Linked DNA regions of Homo sapiens: region 1 is linked to region 2. A link is an interaction called in ENCODE POLR2A ChIA-PET data of the cell type or tissue named here. Cell type or tissue: IMR-90. All regions are shown on one strand. Links, peaks and the distances in the headings refer to the core of each region. The heading gives the core; the rest is flanking DNA.

Evidence for each region. Peaks named below come from ENCODE experiments on the same cell type or tissue, not always from the same donor. Only the 100,000 strongest peaks of a DNase experiment are listed, where the experiment ranks them.
Region 1: POLR2A ChIA-PET joins it to region 2 with 5 read pairs; 2 of 35 experiments call an interaction of 5 or more read pairs at or near these places.

The regions. Positions count from the first base shown.
Region 1 is chr9:95,031,836-95,041,943 of GRCh38, forward strand. All of the region lies in intron 13 of AOPEP (aminopeptidase O (putative)), which reads left to right. Among named protein-coding and RNA genes, the nearest start is that of MIR6081, 28 kb to the right of the region's middle. RefSeq lists an enhancer at 420-919. In IMR-90, for the core only: no CTCF peak of the experiment used is centred there; no DNase peak of the experiment used is centred there; H3K27ac peaks cover 954 bases.
Region 2 is chr9:94,737,254-94,747,361 of GRCh38, forward strand. The region is part of intron 1 of AOPEP (aminopeptidase O (putative)); the gene reads left to right. Among named protein-coding and RNA genes, the nearest start is that of AOPEP, 16 kb to the left of the region's middle. RefSeq lists an enhancer at 6,608-7,109. In IMR-90, for the core only: no CTCF peak of the experiment used is centred there; no DNase peak of the experiment used is centred there.

The sequences.
Region 1 (10,108 bases), core at 3,312-7,311, 290 kb after region 2:
GTCCCAGATAACTGGAGGATTATCCTGTTTGTGGACCATGTGCCACAACTGAGGGGCTTTGATGTTGCAGAGCCCCCGCCTCTTCTTTTGATTACATGTGTTTCTGCTAAAGACAGCTTTTTTCAGTGCTTACAGGGGCATGAATAAGTGGCTCAGTGTCCTGTAGCTTTTTGTACTTTGTGGTTTCTCTCATCCTGTTACATTAACCATAACATGGAAAGGGGCATGATCAGAAGGTACATGTCCCAGGAAAGCAAACTAACTGGGGGGCCCTGAAACCCTCCAGCAGGACTCACAGTGAGCCTGCAAACACACTTTATCGTGTGTGTCTGAGAAAAACCCCACTGCACCTGGCCAGCGGAGGCCACCTGCTTCTGGCCCTTCCTTTTCAGGCCACCCCCACCTGGAGTGGTAGATAGGCCTCTTGGCTTGAGTGCTGTGGCCAGCCAGGTGTTCACAGGTGCAGGGGAGCTGTTCTGGGCCAGAAAGACTGGCAGACCTCGCATGGCCCATCAGGAAGCCTGTCCACCTCCCAGGGAAATGAAGCAGATACTGCAGCATTGGTTTTCAAGTGAGGCTTTCAGATATGTTATCTGTTAAGTAAACTCTGCCATTCAAAGGTATTACTGAAACAAAAGCCAGAGAGTGAAATGTGAAAACGTTCTCCTCTGTCCTATGGTGAGCCAGCGAAAGGTGGCGATGTGCACTACCAGAGGGTCCTTCACCTTGGGTGTACAGTGGGCTAGTTGGAGAATGTTTTCTTGAGGAGCTGATGTTCTCCCAGGCTACTCTGCTCTAGGCACAAAACCTCACTTTGGAATACTTCACCTGCAACAGAGCCTGTTTTGTAGCTAGTAAATACTAGGTGTTACTTAGGAATAAATAATTGGCACCCAAATCAGTAGGTAAATACATGACTAAGTGAGGGGAGGGTGGTTTGGAGTTGTTCCCACCTCTGTGCTTTTATTTTATGACAAAACAGCCTCATCAGTGATGTTACAGGACGTGCAGCCCTGAGAGCCCCAGAGCTCTTTTCTGACCAGGCTATGTGATGGGCATGTGCATGTATAGGTGTGTATAATGGGGATAAGGATTCTTCTGATACTGTGCCAAGTGCTAGAACACTAGAGTTCATTTTAGAATGGCTGTTTTTGGGATGGCCACGTATTGTTCAGGGAGATTGCAGTTGGAAAAAGTGCAGTTGGAAGCACACCTGACATGGTTGGGGGAAGGTGCCTACAGCTTCAGCCAGCGCAGCCAGCTAAGAATAGCTCCTGTGCTATGTGCTGTTAATCTCGGAGACGGTTCCTTACCACTAGTCCATGGAGTCTAGAGTTGGCCAAACAGATATAAGTCCGCTGTGTCCTCATTTCACCTCTTCTTTTGTTCTACGCCTTTTTCTCTTGTACTTTTGTTCCTCTTTCTAGTACTAACGTCTCCTCCACCTGTTTGTTCTGGTGCCGTGTGCTCAGCATGTCTCTCCATGCTCCTCTCTTACCCCCTAAAACCCCAAGTGGTGATTCCTTCCTTCCAGCAAAATGTACTCATTCAGTTTCCCTCTCCTCCCTCCCTGTTGTGTTTCTCTACCATTCTTTGATAGGTGATATGATGAGCCAGAATTGATAGGCTCATGTGTATGTGGTTCTGTCTCCATCAGTCGGTGTGATTCTTCATGTTTAGAAAGGTTCCATTTAGAACCTTCTTTAGAAAAGGTTCCATTTCTAAAGAAGCTACAGTTCCCTAACTGAAGTTTCCTCCTTCGTAAAAATGAAGTAGTAGGTTAATTATATGACGCTATAATTAATAATAAAGCCTGTATTCTACTTAATATGTCTTTCATCAAAAAGGCCACATGGGAAATTTTTGACATTTAAAAATTATCTCTGAATTCAGTCTTTGTCAGGGTTCAGCAAATCACAATACAGTGTTTCGTATTTACTTTCTTTTGTAACATTATAGAAATAAGAGTATGAAATACATAAGGATTCTACATATAGAAGTCACAGAAATCATTCTGTATATTCAGAAGTTAAACATCCCCAATTTCATTTGTGAGCAGTTAAATTTGGGGATACTGTGAAAATAAATTTATATCAAATTATATTATTTGATTAACCCAGTGGAGATTTAAAAATCTTATATATTGTTTTCTCCCCTTGCTTTGCTGTCAGCTGTTAGTTCTGTGAGGTCATTGATGATGACAGAATTGCTGTCTAAATGACGTACTGAAGACACATCCCTGCCTTGTCTTCCATTAGAGGTTTGGTTCTGAGTCCTGACGTTGATACTGCTTTATTCCAGGGTACCTATTTGAAAACAAGGGAGTTTTCAGTTATATTTGAGACATAGTGATATTATTGTTTTTTGCTTGAAGCCAAGATGTAGGTAGCGATTGCTTCCACTTTATTTTTACTGTACTTTTATATAGTAATTTGGACAGGTGTCTTCATAAAGGAGATCTTTGACAAGGGAAAATAGACCCAGACACCCATTAAGACGTGTTTTCTCCCATTTTCTCCTTCCTTGCAATATAGGTGGGTTTGATAGAATAGTATTAGGAAATACCAAAGAATCTACCAAATGGGTAAATGCTACTTAAGTGTCTGTACAGGTCATTTAGATGAGAGGATTTGAGACTATGCTTGTTATAATTTGAGAATTATACATGGGTCAGGAATGACATGAGGGCTGAGGTTGAAGCAATTTGAAAAGGAGAGATAATCATGAAACTCTACTTGGATATTAATAATTTTTCCCTTGAATCACACACAGTGGCCTGCGAGGCCTCATTTTGGCTCATCAGTTTTTATATGGGCTGAAGGCATTTGTTTGGAAGATGTAAATACCCTTGTGTTTTTAATAGGGAAAGGTTGGATCAAGTTTGCTCTTAATTCTGATCAACTGACAGTCTTTGACTCAACATGAAGCACACTGAGATAAAGCGGATCCTGGTTTGCTGATACAGATCTCTCAGAAGAGGAGCTTGAGAAGCGGGCCTTGCTGGGATTTCCTCTAATCGCTGCATTGGATTGATTGATAGGATTCAGGTTTTGTTATGAACTTGGGAGAGAAGTGGGAAGACATCCAATAACACCCAACATTTCATTTAATATTTGAAAGAAAACCATTTCTTTTTCTTTTTTCTTTTTTTTTTTTTTATACTTTTAAGTTCTAGGATACATGTGCAGCCTTGTTACATAGGTATACATGTGCCATGTTGGTTTGCTGCACCCATCAACCCATCATTTACGTTAGGTATTTCTCCTAATGCTATCCCTCCCCCTGTCCCCCACCCCATGACAGGCCCCCGTGTGTGATGTTCCCCACCCTGTTTCCGTGTGTTCTCATTGTTCAATTCCCACCTGTGAGTGAGAACATGCGGTGTTTGGTTGAAAGAAAACCATCCCTACATTGATGACATACCAGTTTTCTCCTGAACCTGGACATTAATTGTTGGCATGTTGGGGAAGTCTGCTCCTGTGATGTATCTCGTAGGAGCAGTCAGCAGCCAGACCTAACAGTTTGATGCAATCAAGTTCAGGGCCAGTTGGAACATCTTGAAAAATCTAAGTAAAGGTATCTAAGGTGGGTAGTAAATCTCTAAGGAATTTCCTTTGTATTAGTGATTTGCTGTTTTTTAAAATAAATCTCTTTGACACCAGCTTCAGATAATTTTTTTTTTTTTTTTTTTTTTTTTTTTGAGACGGAGTTTCGCTCTTGTTGCCCAGGCTGGAGTGCAGTGGCGCGATCTCGACTCACCGCAACCTCCGGCTCCTGGGTTCAAGTGATTCTCCTGCCTCAGCCTCCTGAGTAGCTGGGATTACAGGCATGCACCACCATGCCCGGCTAATTTTGTATTTTTTTTAGTAGAGACGAGGTTTCTCCATGTTGGTCAGGCTGGTCTTGAACTCCCAACCTCGGGTGATCTGCCCGCCTCAGCCTCCCAAAGTGCTGGGATTACAGGCATGAGCCACTGCGCCCAGCCCAGATAATTTTTTTTTTTTAAAGAAATTGCTGTGTGGCCTTACTTGCTTGTCAGTAAAAGCAGGCACCGGCCCCCAATCATTCACTCAGTTATGACAGACTTCCCTCCTACCACATGCTTTCAGATGCTTTACCCAGAAAATAGGTCTGAGGGTGGTGACTGTAGACCCCCGGGAGAGGTTTCCGTGATGGTGGTCACACTGAGTTTTCTTGAATAGAAGGGATTATGCAAATATTTGTGTTTTAAATCTCCCTAGATTTTTGCTGTCTAGTGATTTACATGGCTTTAAGAATTTTTGTCCTGTTTAAAGGTTCCTTTGTGAGGATGTGCATATGATCTTGTGTGATCTCATTTTCCCTAAGCCTAGGCTTGAGGACAGGTGGAATCTTCCACTGATCTTGCCTGCTTTCTTAAGATTTTACCACTGATTTCTCAGGATATTTTAAAACATTTCATATTTGAAAGCATGAAAATAAAATGTTTTATTTCTTTAAGTTATAATTCATGAAGATGGAATTTATCTGATAGGTCTTACTTGCTTTAAATCTTTGCCTTTGGAAAAAAAATTCCAACTTTTAAACAAATTCCTAATAGTAGTTGCCCTTTAAATGACAAGAATCATAGTTGGGGGTTGGGGTGAGAGAAAATCTTTCATCTCTTTTAAAGGTATTTAATCTTTTTTAAAAGTTTCCTTACTTTTTAATTATCTTCAAATATCTGCCATAAAGTATGTGTTTACTTGCTCTTTATAAACAAGAGCAGCACTTCATTCCTTTCGGTAAATGTCAGAATGTTGGGTTTTGTTTTATTTCTCCTCCTCCTCCCCGCCCTCCTCTTCTTCCTCCTCCTCTTCTCCTTTCTTGTTCTTCTTTCTTCTTCTTCTTTTTTTTTTGTGGGGAATAAAACTATAGTTTGTTTCAGAGGTGGCCAAGCATAGCTCAGCTGAGAGATGGAGGGACAGCTGCTGCCTGGGCACCTTGGCTTAAAGTCACCCTGAAGGGACTGTGGGTTTTTAGAGATCTTTTCATCTTGTCAGTCTTCCAGCCTGGCCACAAGCTTGCCTTAGCAGTCTGCAGCCCGTGTGCCATCTTTTGACAATGTCATTGTCATGGGATGGATGCTCCCTGTGATGTGGCAGATAATGCATTCCAGTGTGCTACTTGCAGAAAGTGGTAACATCTCTGTGTACTTTTTATTCAGAACCTAAGTTGCTAGTTAGTTGAACACCACAGATGTATGAGCTGTCTTCGGCCTAAGAGTGGGCATGAAAATTGTAGCAAACCCATAGAGGCTTTTAATTTTTTTCTAAAAAGACCTCACAGCAGTATTATTGATTTGGTTTTAAATAGCTATTTTATGAAGTTTCAGGATAATTTTTTTTTTACCTCACCTTTTAGCCTTTATTTTGATTTTTTAAAGGGGGGTGGTTTTCCTTTATCAATCCCTAACCATTTTATCTTAAGAACTCTTTCTGAAGTCATTCTTTATTTCAGCCAGAAAACTGATTAGTGTTCATTGATAGAAGATGATAGGCTGTACAGTTAACCATGAAAAATATTTTTCTCCTTGACACCTTAAAGTTGTTGTCAAAAGTATTACCGCATTCAGTTAAAGAGAGTGGGTAGAATTTTATTGTCTGAGCTTATAGTATACAAGCACCAAAGCTCGATGAATTCAGGTCTTTTCCAGGAAGTTTAACTTGCATTTTTTTCTCATAAGATATTCACATTTCTTTTCCACTCCTAATTTTGTGGCATAAAATAAAACATAACTTTTGTTCTGGGCACAGTTTCTTATTGCTGAAGGACTTAGGAAAGAGCATGTCAGGAGTAGGAATGGTCCAGCTAGTGAAACTGAAAAGAAAAACCCTGGAGCACTATTTGTTCCTCTTCAGCGTCTGTCTGTGGGCCTTCAGCTGCTCTTGGGGAAGGGCCATGCTTACTCCTGAAGAATTGCGGCAACAGTAGAAGGGGCTTCTGTAAGTAATGTACCTCTCAGTGCAAGCTAATACATTCCTAAGGGCTTATTTGGCTTCACTTCCTAATTTACAGTGATCTTGACCGGCTTTCTGCCTTGAGACCCTGAGTGTCATGCCGTGGTGGGGAAGGTTGGCACCTCAGGCACGTATGAGATGGTGTGGAGCTCCTTAGATGAAAGGTGCTCGGTGTGGGAAATACAGTAATGTGAGAAACCTTCCATCCAGCTGTCTGTCCGTCCATGCTCCATGCAAGCAAGTTCTCGGCCTCTTGAGCCTGTGTCTCCCACACCGAAAGTTATATGTACTGTCCTGATGCAGGAGAAGAACCTAAGTTTTCTGGGGAGAAAAAATGGGCTTTTAAGCAAGGTGAAAAACAAAAAACACTTTCTTTCCAGTTATACCAAAAGTGATGATATAACTAAACCAAACTCCCTGGAAAACTAGATACCATCAAACTTGAATGACAGGGTAGATAGGAATGAGCCCAGCCCAGACTGTAGGTGAAGGAACATGTTTTCCAGCAGCTGCAATTTAGCATGCATTAGGTTGTGAATTCTGCACTTTGGTTTCTAGGCAACTTGCACACATTTTAAATCTGAATATAAACACATACACACCCCCAAAACAGAATGAAACAATAAAAAGCCTAATGATATAAACCATGTTTGCCACAAGTCTCAGTAACTATAGCAAACAAATCCAGGCCACTACCTGGCTAAGTAGAGATGTTGGTGGTTAGACCTAGGAAATAAAGACAAAGCAGCTATAAATAACTTCTTTTGTTGCACAGTGATAATGTCTCTACAACGCAAGCACATCAGGTGTGCTCTGCCTCCAAGGTGCCCTGCAAGAGAAGGCATCTCCTCAAGGGAACGAGTCTTGTTAAGGGAGATTTCATTTCTTTTCCTGTTCTTTTAATTAGTCTTACATTAAGATTCTTAGAAGTTGTACATCTTCTTATTGCTAGCAGCAAGCTCGGTAAGTCCAGGTTACTTCTAGGCGGACAGGTCTGACCCAAAGGGTGCTCATCAGTGCCTCCGTTGCCGCCAGTAGGGAGGTGATAGGAGCAGTTCTGGGGTGTGGCTTAATATCTGTACTAGAAATTGGGACTTACGGATAACCTCGATGAGTTCACAGATGAGGCGGGCTTAACATAGGATTGCCAGTAAATTTGGCAATCGAAATGATCCTGTTATACCAAGCACTGTTTAGATTCATGTGCCAAAGTGACCAGCTCTGGGTTTGAAAGAGGGTTATTGTGGGCCTTCTGGATGGACAGAAGTCAAATGGAACACATGTGAGCATGTGTTCAATGTCTTTAAATATTGAATAGCATAATGGTGGAGTTAACATGGGATCGGCCCATGCTGTTGGAGTCTGCATCTTGAGCAAGATGGAGCAATTGAGAATGGTCCAAAGAAAAGTAGTATTGTGGGCATGAGAAAAATAAGACCTATGGGAAAATTTTTTAAAAACTGAAATTGTTGGCCAGGTGCGGTGGCTCATGCCTGTATTCCCAGCACTTTGGGAGGCTGAGGCGGGCAGATCACTTGAGCCCAGCAATTTGAGACAAGCCTGGGCAACATGGTGAAATCCCATCTCTACAAAAAAAAATACTAAAAAATGATGCAAGTGTGATGGTGCACACCTGTAGTTCCAGCAACTTGGAAGGCTGAGGTGAGAGGATCACCGGAGCCCCAAGAGGTCCAGGCTATAGTAAGCTGTGTTCACACCACTGCACTCCAACCTGGGTGACAGAGTGAGACCCTGTCTCAAAAACAAAAAATAAAACTGGACCATAGTTTTAAGGAATTCCTATCCTATAATTAAATACATTTAACATAAGTAATATTTCTCTCAAAAGCTTTAAGCAGGCTGTATAAACAGAAACAACTTAGGAGCTTGCTAATTTGTTTATCCCTGCTATAGACATGTTTCTTCATTCATTCATTCATTCATTCATTCATTCACCTTTCATGTTAATTTTAAGAAATCTTTAAAATAGCCACTATCATTATTTATTGTCAAGAACAATGATTTGTGATGGCAGACTAAGATTGCTGACTTTTTATTTAGAGTTTGTAAAAACAGGTTTCAGGATGTTAAATTTTTATAGTTATTGCATGATTGATGTGTTTCCTTTTCCCACAGAACTAAAGCATGTTAAAGATGCTATTTGAATTTAATTCTGGGAACATAATAAAAATAGCATTGGGGCATTGAGGAGCTCAGAGGCACAGGCCTCATCAGCCCTGCTTTAATACCTGAGCAGCAAGAGGTTACAGGTGGCTTCTCCTCCCTCCCAGGGGACCTCAGTAGGTAGAGGAGAGAGGAGGCACACAGTCAGGGGACCCTGAGGCCAGAGCCACACCAGGGGATTCTGCTGCCCCAGTCCCTTCCCACAGGCTTGTTTGTCCATTGACAGGAACAGTTGCACGTACAAAATCAACTTTGCTTTCCCATCCTCTGTAAAATGTAGTGCCCAGCCTCTTTATTATGCATTTTATTACTCACATTTAGAATTATATTGCTATCAGGAATGGTTTCTTGAGAACTGGAGCGGAAGAAAGGCTGTGTCCCACGATATGTGATCCTGCTAATAAAGTGGATGATCAGACACAAAGCCAAGTTCATCTTCCCACCTTGGGGCCACCACAGAGCCACGTGGTAACCCCCTTTTTCTGAAGGAACGGCATTGAGGCCCAGGCCATGTGCATTTCCCCCTGGGCTGCCTCCTCTGACCCCAGGATTCCAGCTCTTCCTCAGAAGTTGTCTCCATCTCTGCGATGAAAGAGGAGAGCAGGGACCTTTCTCCCTCCCCTCCTCTATGTCTTTCTGACCAGGTGCCCCCAGGACGCCTATTGCTGATGGGCATAGGCATTCCCAGTTCCCTCCTGGCCCAAGCTCCTGGAGGTGGGACCACACATGACAGAGCGACACCCAGCTTGTCCTCTCTTTTGCAAAGTGCAGGATGAGAATTTTGGGTTATCCTGGCTCCTCCCATGTTTTTTGCAGCTCCAGTGACAGCAATGCCAAATGATACCCAAAGATAAAAATATTGATCCAAGTGCAGATGAGCTGAAAACATTCCTTTTCTGATAGAAAACACGGTAAACAGTCTCCCTTCCTCAAAGATTGTACCTGGAAAGCCATGGCTGGTTAATTTTTTCCCTTTAGAATACATAACATTGTGAACTTCAGAAAATACCATAATCAGGGAGTTCCATGACAGAGTTAAGTCTCCACACTCCAAAAAAAAAAAAAGCAAGTAATGGCTGTTGATCGTGTGGATATGTGAATTGCAATAAATAACAGGCTCTCACGTTTTACCAGTTCTTTTTACTACTTAGACATTTTGTCAGGCTTCTCAAACCAAAAGGCTCTGTGCCATTCAGGAACTTAGCCAGTTTTCATGTATGTGAGTGAAACATTTGGGGCCAAAGAAAGACTCCTTTGTAGCAAGAGTGACTTGCGCTTTAATCAGTGTAGGAAATGGCCTTATGAGAAGATGGATTTGTGCTAGAAAAATTGAGAATAAGGAAACTATTCAGAAATAAGATTTAAAAAAAAAAAATCATCCTTGTGGTAATTTGAAATTGTGATATTGCCAGATTGAGATTGTATACTGTGTACTCAGAGTCCTTGGGGGTGTGTGTGTGTGTGTGTGTGTGTGTGTGTGTGTGGAGAGGGAGAGACACTAAAAAAGTACAATAAGCCAGTTTGTGATCTCACCATATGTGTTGAATTGAACACAACTCTTCTGCACTTAATGAAGACTTCAGCCTTTAGGGGTAAATAAAACATCACTAAACAGGGATGGCTTGAATATTTCTTACCGGCTGTAATAATTAAAGCCATGAAAAAGGTGGTGGGGTTATGTTACTCATTAACTGGAATCGCTCTTAGATTTGATCAAGACGCGGTGGCCCCTGGCGCTTTGTTTCATGTTTGTCCTTTGTTTCATTGACACGCTTTGCCTCGGCCTCCGTGGCGCTATAAAAGCAGCAGAGCAGTTAAAGAACCGGACCCAGAAGGCCCGTAGACCTCCTATCTAGCCGCCTTTTCTCCCCTCCCCCCAAACCCAACAAACTCTTCAACCTTCAGAACTGAGCCTGAAATCATCTATAAAGCAGCACACTTAGGGA
Region 2 (10,108 bases), core at 3,499-7,498:
GCCACCATGCCTGGTTAATTTTAAAATTTTTCTTTTGTAGAGATGGGGGTCTTGCTATATTGACCAGGCTGGTTTCAAACTCCTGGCCTCAAGCAATTCTCTGGCCTTGGCCTCCCAAAGTGCTGGGATTACAGGTGTGAGCCACTGTGCCCAGCCCAGTTTTTCATTCTTATGTACCTTTCCACTATCTTTCAGTTCCTAGAATATCTAGTCCAGTGTCTGATGGTAAGAATGGTTTCTGGATTGTATTTTACCTGTTCAGGATATATGGAATGTTAAATTATTGCATCAGCATTAATGCATTATTTTAGCCTTAACAACAGTGTATAAATTTGTAAAGTGCTGTTTGATATTATACAATTTTATATAGCTAAGTTTTATTAGATCAGGATTAAAATATACCTTCCATTTGGTATAATGTGTAAAGTTTAGTCACTTCTTAAAATATAAGACTGCAATATGTATAACTTGCCATGCCAATAAGCAACAAGATGTGGTGTGCTTAAGAGTGAGGGAGAAGTCTCTGGTTGTGGTGAATATCCGTATTTGGTTGGGGATATAGGGAGTTCCTGGCCTGTTTCACTTTTGACTGTCTGGTTCAGCTTATGGTTCAGCTTAGGATGGAATGTACTGCTCTGTGCTTTAAACTGCCATTTTTGATCTAGGCTTGGACTGGGGTTCGGGCAGTAGAGTGTAGTGCTGAGAGTTCAGGGTCTGGGGCCAAACCAGGGGAATCTCACTTCTGCCATCTCATCTTTGTGAACCCAGGAAAGTATCTTAACTTCTCTGGGCCTCAGTTTACTTATCTGTAAGATGGAGATGACAGTACATACCTCAATGGGTAGTGAGGATTTAATGCAATAGTGTACTTCATGTACCTAGCCTGTCTCATAGCAAGCAGCCAATAGTTTTTTGGTGCAGTTGCTACTTGTTAATATGAGTGTCTGAAGGTCAAGGGCCTTCTCTAAGGTTTCTGAATAGAGGAGTTCTGAATTCACTGAATTCCCAAAGGAGAAAGACTCTGGTTCACCTGGTTTCTCTAAGTCATTCTAGGTTCCTGTTGCCTGCTCAGGACAACACCTGGGGAAGTTTTGGGTGAATGGGATTCTCCTGGCCTTCCACTCTCTGAATATGTCCCTGCCTTGTTCCTGGCCTCTGACATGAAGTGTTTGTGTAGTGGGAGTTCTCTGGCGGTTTTCAGAGGAGCATGGCTAAATGTGTAGATAATCCATAGGAACACTAGAACATCAGAGCACTGTGAACAGTTTTGTACCACCTGTGCTACAGGAGATACAGAAAAGGACACGAGAAAAAAAATTATTATTATTATTTTTTTTTGAGATGGAGTCTCGCTCTGTCACCCAGGCTGGCATGCAGTGGCGCAATCTCCGCTCACTGCAAGTTCCGCTCCCCGGGTTCACACCATTCTCCCGCCTCAGCCTCCCGAGTAGCTGGGACTACAGGCGCCCGCCACCACGCTTGGCTAATTTTTTTGTATTTTTAGTAGAGACGGGGTTTCACCGTGTTAGCCAGGATGGTCTCGATCTCCTGACTTCGTGATCCGCCCGCCTCAGCCTCCCAAAGTGCTGGGATTACAGGCGTGAGCCGCTGTGCCCCAAGAGAAAAATATTTTAAATTAATGATAAGGACAAAGTGAACTGTAACTAAATCCCCATGAATAATAAAACTACATTCAGTTTTGTATGATTGAAATATCTATTCAGAAAGTGTCTATTAAGCATGAATTCATACTGGTCAGTCTAGGAGCAAGAATGCCAGGAAAGCTCCTGGGCCACTCATGACCAAAACTACGTCTCAAGTCCATGTCAGGTTCTAACTGCTCTCCTCCTGAAGGCAGCTTGCAGGGCTCATCTGGCTTCCTCTGCTCTCAGAGCTGCCTCCACCCACCCATCTCCTGGAATTCTGTATTTCCCAAGGTTGGCTGCAGCGTGGCCGTACTTTCCTTAGCTCCCAACTTTCCTTGTTGTCCTGGTGGTTGTCTTCAGACCCTTTTGGGGTTAAGGATTTTCTTACTAATCCTTATGGAAAAATAAAGGGCAATTTAAAGATTTGGTTAAAGATAAGGGCAGTTTAAAGATTTGGAGTGTTGGCTGGGCCCAGTGGCTCACGCCTGTAATCCCAGCACTTTGGGAGGCCAAGGTGGGCAGATCACCTGATATCAGGAGTTCGACACCAGCCTGACCAACATGGTGAAACCCTGTCTCTACTAAAAATACAAAAATTAGCCAGGCGTGGTGGCAGGCGCCTGTAATCCCAGCTACTTGGGAGGCTGAGGCAGGCGAATTGCTTGAACCGGGAGGTGGAAGTTGCAGTGAGCCGAGATCGTGCCATTGCACTCCAGCCTGGGGGACAAGAGCGAAACTTCGTCTCAAAAAAAAAAAAAAAAAGATTTGGAGTGTTTACAATTGTAGTTATCAGTCCACTGCTAAATAGTAACCGCTAAGATGTAACTGGAAGCCAGACCAGGCGTCTCTCCTTGTTACGCTAGGCATGAAGTTCACCAGACCTATTCTATTGGTTGGACTGTTCTTCTACCCACTGAAACCCCTCCTTTCTACCACTAGTGGAGACTGAGGAAATCAGGAAAGAACCACGAGAGCCCTCCCCATCTTGAGGGTGGAGTTTGCATTGCCAAGGACCTCTAGATAAGTTGATGCCCTATTTTAAAAGATACCTCAGATTTGTTCTAATCAGGTATGGCATGATGACAGACACAGAAACAAGCTGCTTTTGAAAGAAGAGTTTATTATTATAGTTCCCAGAAGGAGGGGGTGCATCACGCCCTCATATGACACAGGGCCATATGAGGAAGCACCGGGATTGGTCAGGAGGCAGAAAGAGTTGGGGGAAGCATGGGCAGGAGCTTTTATTGGGGTTTCTGTGGGAAAGGCAAGGCTAGCAGGCTGAGCAGATGAAGGATTGGCTAGTTTGAATAATTTTGGAGGGCTCTAGGGGTGGTCCCTGCTTGTGTAGTACCTGGCTGTGGGGTGATGTAGGACAGTGGCAATATTGCTTGGGCTATGAGAGTTAGATAAGGACGTGGTTGTGGACTGTGGATTGGTTGGTTTGCCTATGAAAGGCATGCTCACAGGCAAGTTCTTTGCTATCTCTTGGAATTAGCCCTGGGAGGAGCAATTTCTCCAGGATTAGCAAGGCTCCAAGATGTCAAAACATCATAAAATATAGAAAATAAAAAACATGATTAATGCATAACCCTTCCAGCAGAACTGTGCTTATCACACAAGTGATTCTTTTGGGAGCATTTTCTTATTGAGTGATAGAAAGAATGGTAAAGTGGCTCCTTGCACCCCTCGAGTTTACTGTCTAGCTTAGTAAATAAGGCCTGCACACATGAAAGTGACCAGCCATGCAGGACACAAGATCACATGCCAGAAAGTTCAGCATAGTATAATGGGAGCTCAGAGAAAGGAGAGATGAGAATGTTGTAGAAGCAGTAGAGGGCAGTGGTTCAGAGGCTGCTGGGTCCATATCCGGCTTCATCAGTTACAAACTGTGTAACCTTAAGCAAGCTGGAAAATTCCTGTGTTTTAGTTTCCTTATTTGTAATATAAGTTTAATAATAGTAGTACCCATATCAGAGTTACAGTGAAGACTAAATGAGTTAATACATTGAAAGGGCCTAGCACAAAGGCTGGCGCTTAATAAGAACTCAGTAAGCATCAGCTGTTATAGGGCTGGTGAGGAAAGTTTCACAGAGTGGATACAATTGATTGTTACCTTAAAGATGGGGAGGTGGCAGGAGGAGAGAGAGAGTGAGTGAGAAAGTGTTTCTCTGTTGGGTTGGGGTGGATGTGGGGTGGTGGCTGGAAATGAGCCTGGCAAATTCAGGTAATAGAAGGTTGGTCTGATAGGATAAGGTTGAAAAAATAGGTTGGTGAGAGTTGTGAATGGTAAGGATTTTGCATTTTTTCTTTAAACCATGGAAATTCATTCAGGGCCTTTTTCCCCCTTTTGTTTTTATTTTATTTTTTATTTTTTTATTTTTTTATTTTTTTGAGATGGAGTCTTGCTCTGTCGCCCAGGCTGGAGTGCAGTGGTGCGATCTCGGCTCACTGCAAGCTCCGCCTCCCAGGTTCACGCCATTCTTCTGCTTCAGCCCCCCGAGTAGCTGGGACTACAGGCGCCCGCCACCATGCCTGGCTAATTTTTGTATTTTTAGTAGAGACTGGGTTTCACCGTGTTAGCCAGGATGGTCTCCATCTCCTGACCTCGTCATCTGCCCGTCTCGGCCTCCCAAAGTGTTGAGATTACGGGTGTGAGCCACTGCACCCGGCCTTCCCCCTTCTTTTTTTTAAAAGCAGGGACGTGACATTAAATTAGCGCTTCAGGAATCTTACTCTTAGTGGTATGGTTCTATAGAGAGGAGAGACTTGGACAGGTTATATAAGTCAGAATAGATTAAGTTAGTAGTAATTAAAAACAACTCCAAAATCTTTGCGGCCCCCCAAAAAAGAAGGTACGTTTCTTGGTCATGCTATTCCATCACAGCTGAACTGGGGACTCTGCTCATCACAGTCATTCTGAGACCCAGGCTGATAGAACAACCAACATGTCACATTTTGTTTACCTTTAGAGAGCAGAGAAGAGCACTCTAGAGGGTTATGCACTAATGATTAAATGCTAGGCCTGGAAGGGACACGCATACTTCCATTTACAACTCAGCACTAGAGTGCAGTCACATGTCAGTAACCAGTTACAGGGGTTCAAGAAACCTTCTATGTTTGTGGGGAGGGGCTGGGTAGAAAGAACTGGAAGTATTCAAAAATAGCACTGACGACCACACAGGGAGTCTTATTTAGAAGGTGGTTGTGTAATAGTTGAAGTGGGTGGTCTTAGCTGCTGGGTCACAGTTGTTGCAGTCAATACAGAGAAGAGTTGTATACAAGAATTTAAAGCAGTAGAATTTAAAAGTTGATCATTGATTGGGTCGAGTTACAAAGAAGAGAGGAGTCAATGTGAAGCAAAACTTTTGGTGTGTGTTGAGGGGATGGTAGCAGACCAGTGGGGTGCCCTCAAGGCCTCTAGAGCTGTGCTCCTTGATGAGTAGCCCACCAACCAGTGCCTACCCACAGGCAGTAATTGGTTTGCAAGGAAATAAGTGCAGAAATAGAGGGTACTCATTTAGAAATGTTTATATTAATTCTTTTTTTTTTTTTGGACTTAGTCTCACTCTGTCGCCAGGCTGATGAGTGCAGTGGCGCGATCCTTGGCTCACTGCAACCTCTACCTCCCAGGTTCAAGTGATTCCCCTGCCTCAGCCTCCCGAGTAGCTGGGACTACAGGCACGCGCCACCACGCCTGGCTAATTTTTTGTATTTTAGTAGAGACAGGGTTTCACCATGTTGGCCAGGATGGTCTTGATCTCCTGACCACGTGATCCGCCTGCCTCGGCCTCCCAAAATGCTGGGATTACAGACGTGAGCCACTGCACCTGGCCACTTTTCTTTATTTCTATGCTATAGTTTGCCCTGATTATATTTATGTTGAATCTAATACAAATTTGGGGCATGTAATTTTGTGTTTTTTTCTTTTTCTTTTTAGTGATCTATTTTTATTATATTTTATGAAAGTATAAGGGGAAAAATAACCGCAGATTGTTGGAGAAGCATTGCTTTGGAGATAGGAGGCAGGGATGTAGAGATCAGAGCTGGATAGCAAGTTGAATCCTTTTTGTAGAATAATGAGTTGAGTACCTGAGATGTGAGCAAGAGAAAGACTTCAGAAAGAGAAGAGGGCCCACGGCTAAGCCTTGGGAGGCACCCAGTGTTCTGGAGACAGGCATGTAAGAAGAGATGCAGGCTGCTCTCTGTGGAGTAGCCATTCCTTTATTCCTTTACTTTTTTAATAAACTTGCTTTCACTTTGCAATATAAAAGAAGAAGAAGAAGAAGAAGAAGAAGAAGAAGAGGAAGAAGAGGAAGAAGAGGAAGAAGAAGAGGAAGAAGAAGAGGAAGAAGAGGAAGAAGAAGAAGAAGAAGAGATGTGGATGATACTGTGTCCCAGGAATCATCGGAGGTGGTGGAAAGTTAGTGGTATGAGATGCCACAGAGAGTCAAGGAAAATAAGGCCTGAGGTTAAACTAGACTTGGCAAGAAGTAAGTCATTGTGAATGTTTGAAAGTAAACTTGTAGTGAAGTGGTGTGATCAGATGCCAGATTTCAACAGTTTAAGAAATATGCAGTCACAAAATAGAAAAGGTTATAACCTTCTGGTCAGAAAAGTTTGATAGATAAACAAAAGCAACAACTAGAGTGTTAGCTATTGAGCCCAGCAAGGGAAAGCACATTTTGTTATTGTTTTTTCCAATAGGAAATCATGAGCAACTCAAAAGGCTTCTACCACCTGGAAGATGGGAAAATCAATGAGGGAGGAGGGAGATGGCAGTGTTCCATGGCTGGGAATGGAGTGGAGGACAGAGGCCATGGGAGTGGACCCGGGGGTGAGGACAGGGGTTGGATTGAACCCAGGTAACTACCCACACAGCAGATAAGGTCATTAGGAGGGGAAACGTGGATGGGAATCTGCAAATCTCAGTTGACTCAAACAGGGAAAAATGCAAGCTGGCATACCTGGGAGTTAGTCTTGATGCTGCGGTAGATGTGGTCAGAGTTAAGCGAGCAGGGACTTGGGAGTCCCAGTGAGAGCATTAATGAAGTGCTTTGACATTGTGACCATGGGGTCCAGCGTGGGCTACTCAGCTTCTTCCTCTAGTCCACACTCGGTAAAAATGAAGGTTACTGAATAACAAGGCAATGGTGGGGAGGGAGGAATGGAGTGGGGTTACTTAATCCTTAATCATGATTAAGAATAAGATATGGGGCTGTGCGCGGTGGCTTATGCCTGTAATCCAGACTTTGGGAGGCTGAGGCGGGCGGATCACGAGGTCAGGAGATTGAGACCATCCTGGCTCACACAATGAAACTCCATCTCTACTAAAAATACAAAAAATTAGCTGGGTGTGGTGGCAGGCGCCTGTAGTCCCAGCTACTCGGGAGCCTGAGGCAGGAGAATGGCCTGAACCCGGGAGGCGGAGCTTGGCAGTGAGCCGAGATCGTGCCACTGCACTCCAGCCTGGGTGACAGAGTGAGACTCTGTCTCAACAACAACAACAACAAAATATGGTGGGCTGGTTGCGGTGGCTCATGCCTGTAATCCTAGCACTTTGAGAGGCCAAGGTGGGCGGATCACCTGAGGTTGGGAGTTCGAGACCAGCCTGACCAACATGGAGAAACCCCGTCTCTAGTAAAAATACAAAAATTAGCTGGGCATGGTAGTGCATGCCTGTAATCCTAGCTGCTTGGGAGGCTGAGGCAGGAGAATCACTTCAACCCAGGAGACGGAGGTTGCAGTGAGACAAGATTGTGCCATTGCACTCCAGCCTGGGCAACAAGAGTGAGACTCTGTCTCAAAAAAAAAAAAAAAAAAAAAGAATAAAATATGGTACAAATTGGATTTACGATAAAATTATTTAGTTTAAATTATATCTAATTTTGGAAAACACTCAGCAAAGTTATGAAAAATACAGATACAGTGCTTTAAGTGCTCTAAACATTGTAAAATTTGAAAAATGCTTCAAAACTTCCACCTGTTGAAATAATCTGTTGACTTCTCATTTTCATTGAGCTCTTTTTTTATTTTTAATTTTTCTGGATACATATTAGGTATATATGTACCTATAAGGGTACATGAGATATTGTGATACAGGTATACGATATGTAGTAATCACATCAGGGAAATGGGGTATCCATCACCTCAAGCATTGATTATTTCCTTGTGTTACGAATATTCCAATCATACTCTCAGTTATTCTAAAATGCAAAACAAATTATTGCTGACTGTAGTCACCCTGTTGTGCTATCAAATACTGTATCTCAACATTGTCTGTAACTGTATCTTTGTACCCATTAACCATCCCCGTTCTCCCTCCTACCTAGCCTCTGGAAACTACCAGTGTACTCTATCTGCATGAGTTCAATTGTTTTAATTTTTTTTTTTTTTTTGAGACAGAGTCTGGCTCTGTCGCCTAGGCTGGAGTGCAATGGGTGATCTCGGCTCACTGCAAGCTCCGCCTCCTGGGTCCACGCCATTCTCCTGCCTCAGCCTCTGGAGCAGCTGGGACTACAGGCGCCTGCCACCATGCCCGGCTAATTTTTTGTATTTTTAGTAGAGACGGGGTTTCACCGTGTTAGCCAGGTTGGTCTCGATCTCCTGACCTCGTGATCTGCCTGCCTCAGCCTCCCAAAGTGCTGGGATTACAGGCGTGAGCCACCGTGCCCGGCAATTGTTTTAATTTTTAGCTCCCACAGATGAGTGAGAACATGGAAGTCTGTCTTTCTGTGCCTGTCTTTTTTCACTTAACATAATGTTCTCCGTTTCCATCCATATTGTTGCAAATGACAGGATCTTATTCTTTTTAACTGCTGAGTAGTACTCTACTGTGTATATGTACCACATTTTCTTTATCTGTTAGTCTGTTAATGGACACTTAGGTTGATGCCAAATCTTGGCTATTGTGAATAGTGCTGCAGTAAGTATGGGAGTGCAGGTATGTCTTTGATATACTAATTTCCTTTCTTTTGAGTATATACCTAGCAGTGGGATTGATGGAACATACGGTATTTCTATTTGTGATTTTTTGAGGAACCTCCATACTGTACTTCATAGTGGTTGTGCTAATTTACATTCCCACCAACAATGTACGACAGGGGTTCCCCTTTCTTCACATCGTTGCTTGCGTTCGTTATTGCCTCTTTCATTGAACTCTTTCGAGTGTTAGAATGAGACAAGAGCTGGGCAGAGATGTAGTGTGTCTATTGTTGTGCCCGCCTCTCCCTTCCCTGACCTAATTACTCTCCCTTCACCACCCTGAATCCAGCCAGTGGGTTTCCTCTAGCCTTTGCTATGGTAGGTAGTGGACCTCTGTTTGGTTTTCCATGTGACATTGATATAAGGTATCATGTCATGGTTACTTGGATTGCTGTGCAATAGAGGCCATGGATATCTCGGTTAAGAACACTCTGGAGTTCAACTGCTTGGGTTGACATCTTGGAAATCTCAGACACTTAGGCTCTCTGAGCATCATTTCATTATCTGTAATCTTTCCAGTACCTTGATTGTCAGTCCCCTAGGCAGGTATAACCTCTTAAAAAATGGAGTAGAAAAGTGAAATCTCCATTTCTTTATAACTGTAATGAGTTTTCCCAGGAATCCTTTTCTGACCACTCTGCTATAATTTAGTTTAAGTGGTACGCTTCAGAAAACTGAAACATGCTATACTTTGCAAGCAAGTAGCAATCAAAGGGATACATTCTTTCACCTTTTAAAGTAGAGTGAAATCACTTCCAATCTTATCTTTGCAACCCAAATGCCTGCTGATAATGTGAGCATAAACACATTAGGCACCAAAGAGGAATGGCATCTGGGTGCGAAGATGTGATCAACAAAGCCAGAGTCAACACAAGCTGCCATCAGGGAAGCCAGAGTTCATCACATCACATCATGTTTCAGCATAGTTCAGGGTAGACATATACTGATGGAATAAAATCAGTTTTTGTTTTCAATGTTCACATTTTAGACCCCCTCCCCCCCACTTGACTGGTTATAATATATAAATCAAGCCACAACTGACAGTGATTTGCTTTTTTTGTTCAGGAAAAGGTCTTTGACTGAGACTGACTTGGCCTTACTGCATTGATCTTCAACACAGGCACTTTTTATAATTCCCACAACAGCATTAACTCCAGTGGGTTTTTTTTTTTTTTTTGAATATACATATCACAATAGAGTCTTTCATTACATGATCACAAATTATATGCAGTCACTCTTACGTGCTTCCTGAAAGCAGTAAATTTAGAGCAAAGAGAGACTGTTTAAAACTTGAGACCAGAGAGCACAGTTTATCTTATTTACAGTTTGGCTTAAAGATTGGTCTTTAAGTTAATATCATACCACATGTGGTAATCCTGCAAAGTGCTACATATTTTTATTTATAGTTAAGGGAATAAAGCAAAATCCCCTTTTCATTATGTTATCTTGCATTATTTACTCAGTGATAAATGACATTGCCC